2 separate regions of the Homo sapiens genome follow, and region 2 is linked to region 1. A link is a contact called in ENCODE Hi-C or POLR2A ChIA-PET data. All regions are on one chromosome and are shown on one strand. The core of a region is the stretch at or near the end of the contact, and the rest is flanking DNA. Distances in the headings are between cores, read along the strand shown. Region 1 overlaps FGD6 (FYVE, RhoGEF and PH domain containing 6). Region 2 overlaps LOC107984545 (a long non-coding RNA gene).

Region 1 (3,727 bases), core at 325-2,824:
CCTAAGTTAATAAGGGTATTATCTTATTACAAAAAGTATTTTAGCCTTACAAAATATTTACTTTGGGGACCCATAAATAACATTATTAAATAAAAGTGCTTTAGACGTCAGAATGTACTTGACAGAGAGAACAAAATGAGAAACAGGGATAAACTGGTTAAAAAAAGCAGCTCTCATGTAAATCAGTGGGGAAATATGAGACATGCATAATCCTTTCCATGCCATTAATGTCCACATGCAACTAGTAAATGACAGGAATCATATTTAACTTGCTTTGAATAGCAGCCACCACCTACCGGACTAAATGCAAATATGACATAATGAATTCAGTTTCCAACCTTTGAAACACCTATTACCTAACCACAAGAGCTTTCCAATCAATGAACTCTTCCTGCATGAAAAATCTGGGGTCTCTACAAATGCTCATTAATTTCTATTCCTATCACTGCAGGTGTCTCTGTGTTTTCCCTCTAAATAGTGAACAAATTAAAGACAGAAATAGTTTGTCCCTTGTGGTCCCTTGGGTAGAAGATTCACAGACCTCTACCAATATTAATAATAAAAAATAAAATAATAGTGAAACCATGGCTCACAGCAAAGCACAACATCAACATGTTCTGATTAAATGTCAGTCTGTCTCAGGATCAGAAAACTTGGTTCCATACTTCAGTTTATCTACAAGTTAGCTCTGTGCCCTTGAGCAAGTTATTCAACCCCATTAAGTCTTAGTCTCCTCATCTGTTAAAGAAAACAATAATATCTATCTTAAAGGACAAAAGGGACGAAATGGTACACGCAAGAGCTCCTAGCATAATGCTGGCATATCGGAAATCTTGAGTAAATCCAAGCGATTACTATTTTTTTTTCTGTTTTTTGAGACAAGAGTCTCGCTCTGTCACCCAGGCTGGATTGCAGTGGCGCTATCTCTGCTCACTGGAAGCTCCGCCTCCCAGGTTCACGCCCTTCTCCTGCCTCAGCCTCCCGAGTAGCTAGGACTACAGGGGCCCGCCACCACGCCCGGCTAATTTTTTGTATTTTTAGTAGAGATGGGGTTTCACCGTGTTAGCCAGGATGTTCTCGATCTGACCTCGAGATCCACCAGCCTTGGCCTCCCAAAGTGCTGGGGTTACAGGCGTGAGCCACTGTGCCCGTCCACGATTACTATTAAGCCTAAAACTCATGCTATTTATGTGAATGGCACTTCTAATCCTTCCTCTTGTCTGGTTCATAGACTTTTGGTGAGGTGGAGTAAAAACTGGATTGATGGGGAGTCAGTTTGGGGGAAGAAAGTTTTGTTAACGTGTATTAGTAGCATCAGATTATTTGTTTGCTGAAAGTTTCTGCCTGGTTTGAATATTCACCTTGCTGAAATCACCATTTTAAAAACAGCCATATAATTCTGTGTTCATATGCATCTGTGTGTGGGGCCTCCTTCCTCACAGCGGTAACAACACTGTTACAAAAGGAGAAAAAAGTGCAATGATGCAAGTAAACCTGAACCTTTGTGCAACAACTAAGATCACTTTCGTCTTCTAAATTTTGCTCACTTTCTCTATAAGGCTTTCCACCCCAGCATTAGAAGCTCCAGGCTGGAGCTCTGGTTTTGGAATTTCCCATTTCTGTGGTGTGGGCAAAGTCGACAAGTCTTCACGGGCTTTGGTTGCATCAGTGAGTGAAGAGACTTTACTGCATGATTTATAATGATTCCTTTAGTTCTAAACTTTAATGATCCTAAGACTATATTTAACCTAAAATCATTAACAGACATATGTTAATTTCTCACTTTTTTCAAACCACTTGATTACACAACAAAAAAAAATCCTTATTTATTTTTTTCTTACCCCCAGACTTCTAAAAGACTAAGATTTCAGAAACTTTTGTTATCAAGCAAATCATACCTGGACTTGTAAACGATTTCATTATCTATCCCTGCCTTCCTCCCCAGTAAGAAGGGCAGTAGAGATGGACTGTGCTTTATCTGCATGTTTTTAGTGGAGCTATGGAAAGAAAAATTAAGTAGTGGAAAAGCTACCTTTTTTTTTTTTTTTTTTGAGATGGAGTCTTGCTCTTTTGCCCAGGCTGGCTCAATCTTAGCTCACTGCAGCCTCTGTTTCCCATGTTCAAGCAATTCTCCTGCCTCAGCCTCCTGAGTAGCTGGGACTACAGGCACGTGCCACAACACCCAGCTAATTTTTGTATTTTTAGTAGAGACGGGGTTTCACCACATTGGCCAGGCTAGTCTCGAACTCCTGATCTCAAGTAATATGCCTGCCTGGGCCTCTCAAAGTTCTGGGATTACAAAAAGCTACATTTCTACACTGAAATCCCTTTCTTCTTGGGACTGTGGGATACATCAAAAGACCAAAAGAAAGTTAGGGAAGGTGGGGATAAGCTACAAATTATTCCTTCTTTATACATTTTGTCGACTTAAAACTACAGTTGCCCAACAATTCAAAATCAGAACTGCTTTTCAGATATAAAACAAAACAAAACAGGCTATTCTAAGTTTATTAAAAACCATATCTACTCTTTAATTTCTAATGTTTCATACGATACTAACATATGCCAAAGTATGTCAACTGTTATAAATGTTATCAAAAAAAACTGACTTCAAAAAATAAATGATCTAAGTAAAACATGAAGTTTTCGACTGAATCCACAGGAGCTAAAAGAACAAGCAGTTACACCATTTCAAACATAAAAAGCCTAAATGTGTTTGTTTTCCTTTTAATTTTTATGGAAACATCAGGGGGAAACTGGTTTTCTTTGTTCAGTGTTTATTATTTCACCTTTCCTGCATCAGAAACCAAAATACTTTGATAAATGGGAGAGTCTGGTAAACAGACCCTTGAAGATGAGGGCTCAGAACCACTAATCCATCGCATTTCCATCACTGTTCATTTTTCATGAAATCACTTAACCACCATAACTCAATTTCTTTGCATATAAAAGGGTAACACAGCAACCTTACTCCAATTCATGCTTATATAGAACCAAAAGGGGGCCTATAATAAATGCAAACAAGAAGGGCTGAGAAACCTGGGAAAGAAAACTGAAAGAAGACAGCTGTTCTTCCCAGAAATACAATCATCATATTTACTCCACTGACAGTCTATTTGGCCACTCCTATTTTTATTGCTCCAATCATAGATTATCTCTGCCTGCTGTCAAAACTACTTACAAATACAGTTTTTGCTCCAGAGATCCACGAACACAATTACCAGAAGCAGGCTAAGCCACCGAAGTAGTTTTTCCATACCACCCAGAAGAAAGTAGGCAGTTCCATTCCTGAACTTAAGACACTCAGCATTAAAAAAAGGCCAGTACTTCTTTGTAGCTACCCACACCCAAATGTGCTATAACACGAACTGTTCTTTGTACCTAACATAGTTTCAAGAAAGTATTAAAATAAATAGGCTGATATAAACATGTCTAGTCTGCTTTTTTTTTTTTAATCCAAAAGGGCTTCCCTAAAGACCAAATTTATCTATGCGATTCCAGGAATAGATAATGAATTTTTAAAAAATGTCTAGAAGAACATAAAAAGCTATCAAATGTAATATACAAGCACAGGCATTACTTATGAATATGTGAAATATGAATACTCATTCCCTTCCATAAAGACACACGCCCAGATCTGGAATTCCCCTGAACCACCTGGAAGATCAGGGAGATAAAAGTTCATCTCCACCTCTTCATCCTGTTCCCTTCCCCCTTGCTATTTCCC
Region 2 (3,895 bases), core at 956-3,455, 230 kb after region 1:
CGTGATCTTGGCTCACTGCAACCTTCACCTCCCAGGTTCAAGCGATTTTCCTGCCTCAGCCTCCCGAGTAGCTGGGATTACAGATGTGCACCACCACGCCTGGGTAATTTTTGTAGTTTTAGTAGAGACAGGGTTTCACCATGTTGGTCAGACTGATCTTGGAGTCCTGGCCTCAAGCCATCCACCCGCCTCGGCCTCCCAAAGTGCTGGGATTATGGGCATGAATCACTGCGCCCAGCCAATTCACTGGCTTTAAAAACCATCTGACAACTCACAAATGTGTATTTCCAGCTTTGACATCTCATCTGCACTCCAGACTTAAATATCTTACTTCCTATATAATGTATCTTATAGGTATCTCATATTTAAATAATCCAACATGTTCAAAACTGAACTCTTGGTTTTCCTCTCCAAATGAGTTTTCCTTTAGTTCTTATTTACTTCAATAAATGGAATCTCCATTCTTCCAATTGCTCAGGCCAAAAGCTCTGGAGTTTTCTTTGACTCCTCGCTTTCTCTCACACCCTGTATCCATCCCCTAGTCTAATCAGTAAACTATATCTGAAATGCAATCTCATTACCTTCTTTCACTGTTGGCTGACCTACCATCATCCCTCAAGGATCATTACTATAGATAACCTCATACCTGGTCTTTTTTCTGACCATTTCTCCACTCTTTAAAATGGAATCTCAACACAGGAGCCAGGTCTTTACTCAGATTAAGTCATGCCCCTCTTTGCTCAGACTCTAATCCCACTCAGTGTAAAAGCTTGTAATCCCAGCATTTTGGGAGGCTAAGGTGGGTGGATCACTTGAGGTCGGGAGTTCAAGACCAGCCCGGCCATCATGGTGAAACCTCATCTCCACTAAAAATACAAAAATGAGCCAGGCATGGTGGCATGTGCCTGTAATCCCAGCTACTCAGGAGGCTGAGGCAGGAGAATCGCTTGAACCTGGGAGGTGGAAGTTGCAGTGAGCCGAGATTGTGTCACTGCACTGCAGCCTGGGTGACAGAGTGAGACTCTGTCTCAAACAACAACAACAAAAAAAAAAAAAAAAAAAAAACTTGTATAACAGTGGCCTCCGAGGTCTTTCATAATCTGACCCTTTCCCCTTCCTCTGATTTTTATTATATATCCTACTATCCTCTCTCAATACATTATGCTTCAGTCACACTGGCCCCCTTGCTGTCCTCAAACATACCAAGGATATGTCCTTCCTACACATCCCATAGGCCCTCATATCCACCAAGTTTCATTCAAATATTACTGTAGAATAAGGCCATTTGAACACTGTATATAAAAAAGCATCAGTCCCATTTCCTTAATCCTGCTTTATTGCACTCCACATACCACTATTTGTTGTCCTATATTTACTTTTTTATTTGTTTCCCTCTACTCCACTGAAGTCTCCACGAAGCAGAGACTTTATCTTGTTCACTGCTGTTTCTCTAGTACATATTTGCTCAACAAGTAGTAGAATAATCTTACATTTTCAAGTGTTGGCAGAAAAAAAAAAGTATTACAAAGAATGAATCATTTAGGACCAGATAGCTGAATTGAGTGAGTTCAAGCCTTGCTCTGATACAATTCTCCTTCAAGACAAGAGCCATGAGTTGGATACAGAACATTTATATCCCAAGCATATATTTTACTGAACAGCATCAATGGTGTCTCCAAGCCTCTAGATAGTTGACACAATAAAATCTAGGAAGGTGCCGGGCACGGTAGCTCACACCTGTAATCCCAGCACTTTGGGAGGTCAAGGCGGGAAGATCGCTTGAGGTCAGGAGTTCGAGACCAGCCTGGCCAACGTGGCAAAACCCTGTCTCTACAAAAAACACAAAAATTAGCCAGGCATGGTGGCAGGCACCTGTAATCCCAGCTACTCAGTAGGCTGAGGCAAGAGAATTGCTTGAACCCAGGAGGCAGAGGTTGCAGTGAGCTGAGATAGCACCACTGCACTCCAGCCTGGGTGACAGAGTGACTCTGTCTCAATAAATAAATGAATAAATAAAATCTAGGAAGGTAATCATCTTAGTTCATTTTGTGTTGCTATAAAGGAATACCAGAGGCTGGGTAATTTATAGAGAATAAAGGTTTATTTGCTCATAATTCTGATGGCTGGAAAGTTTACAATTGGGCACTTTCATCTGGTGAGAACCTAAGGCTGCTTCCTCTCCTGGCAGAAGGCAAAGGGAAGCCTGTGTACGCAGAGATCACATGATGAGAGAGGAAGCGAGAGAGAGAGTGGGGAGGTGTCAGGCTGTTTTTAACAGCCAGCTCTCCTAGGAACTAATCGGGTGAGAACACACTCATCCCGGAGGGAGGGCATTAGTCTATTCATGAAGGATCTGCACCCATAACCCAAACACCTCCCATTAGGTCCCATCTCTGACACTGGAGATCAAATTTTAACATGAAGTTTGGAGGGGACAAACATCTAAACTATAGCGGTCATCAAGATAGCATGGTGGGGGCACTGCACTACATGGATTACAAAGAGAGGACAACAGAGTCCTTCTCTCTTTTATTTATTTATTTATTTATTTATTTTTGAGATAGAGTCTAGCTCTGTCACCCAGGCTGGAGTGCAGTGGCGCAATCTTAGCTCACTGCAATCTCCGCCTCCCAGGCTCAAGCGATTCTCCTGCCTCAGCCACCCGAGTAGCTGGGACTACAGGCATGTGCCAGCTCGCCCAGCTAATTTTTGTATTTTTAGTAGAAATGAGGTTTCACCGTATTGGCCAGGCTGGTCTCAAACTCCTGACTTCAAGTGATCTGCCTACCTCGGCCTCCCAAAGTGCTGAGATTACAGGCATGTGCCACCGCGCCCGGCCAGTCCTTCTCTATCTGGAGCTTAAAATTCATAATCTGACGACTGTCATCATTCATTCATTCAACAAATGTCTATTGCACAAGGAACCAAAACAGATTTCACTGCACTGCCCGAGGCATGAACAAGAGAACTTTAAATGAACTCTCCTCTGAAATGTTCTCCAAACCAGTTGTTCAAAGAATTCTAAGTAAGGCAGCTGCCCCCGTCGTCACTATTTCAGTGTTTTCTTTCACAAGCCAATGTGGTGAAACATATAGAAATTTGATGGAGTTTCACCTGAATAGAATTTTTATAAAATGGCGCACACCACTAAAGAGCTACTTGTCTTTTTCTTCTAAATGATGGCTCCATTAGCATATTTTGAAAAATAACACTGGTTTTCCAATAAGTGTTTAATGTGAAATAAAAGAGAAAATTTTTAAAGAACAAAAAGTATTTGAGTTAGCATAAGAAGTCTAAATGACAGCTGGGTGCAGTGGCATGTGCCTGTAGTCCCAGCTATTCAGGTGGCTGAGGTAGGAGGACTGCTTGAGCCCCAGAGTTTGAATTCAGCCTGGGGAACATAGCAAGACCCCATCTCTAAACTAAAAAAAGGAATTCTAAATGTAAATCTCAAATCTTTGACAATTGGGCATTGGTTATATATTCATGTTGACATTTAAAAGACAGAAAGGCCATTTAAGAAATATTTATTTATTTGTACTTATTTATTATTATTTTTTTTAGAGACAGGCTCTCGCTCTGCTGCCCAGGCTGGAGTGCAGTGGTGCAATCATAGCTCACTGTAACCTCAGACTCCGGGGCTCAAGTGATCCTTCCATCTCAGCCTCCAGACTAGTTGGACTACAGGTGCATGCCACCACACCTGGCTAAGTTTTAAAATTTTTTATAGAGATGAAAAATTTATAGAGATGAAAAATTCATAGAGATGAAAAATTCTTGCTCTTTTTTTTTTTTTTTTTGAGACTGGGGCCTAGGTCTGTTGTGCAGGCTGGTGTTCAGTGGCATGATCATGGCTCATTGCAACCTCTGCCTCCTGGGTTCAAGTGATTCTCGT

Evidence for each region. A loop is a pair of places that touch in the nucleus more often than their neighbours do. ChIA-PET counts read pairs that join two places held with the same protein, here RNA polymerase II (POLR2A). Pooled maps may share reads with other maps.
Region 2: a loop to region 1 is called in a pooled map, with 2.5 times the contacts of the local background. The contact joins two enhancer-like sites. A Hi-C loop is called at or near these places in 1 of 50 pooled maps. POLR2A ChIA-PET finds 5 or more read pairs at or near these places in 2 of 52 experiments (BJ and CD4-positive, alpha-beta T cell).

The regions. Positions count from the first base shown.
Region 1 is chr12:95,197,582-95,201,308 of GRCh38, forward strand. The region is part of intron 2 of FGD6 (FYVE, RhoGEF and PH domain containing 6); the gene reads right to left. Among named protein-coding and RNA genes, the nearest start is that of FGD6, 18 kb to the right of the region's middle. RefSeq lists enhancers at 550-1,051, 1,052-1,551, 1,207-1,306. Within about 2 kb of position 1,575, at least 4 of the 41 ENCODE cell types and tissues checked have a DNase peak (open chromatin) inside an H3K27ac peak, as active enhancers do.
Region 2 is chr12:95,426,431-95,430,325 of GRCh38, forward strand. The region is part of intron 5 of LOC107984545 (a long non-coding RNA gene); the gene reads right to left. Among named protein-coding and RNA genes, the nearest start is that of METAP2, 46 kb to the right of the region's middle. Within about 2 kb of position 2,206, at least 5 of the 41 ENCODE cell types and tissues checked have a DNase peak (open chromatin) inside an H3K27ac peak, as active enhancers do.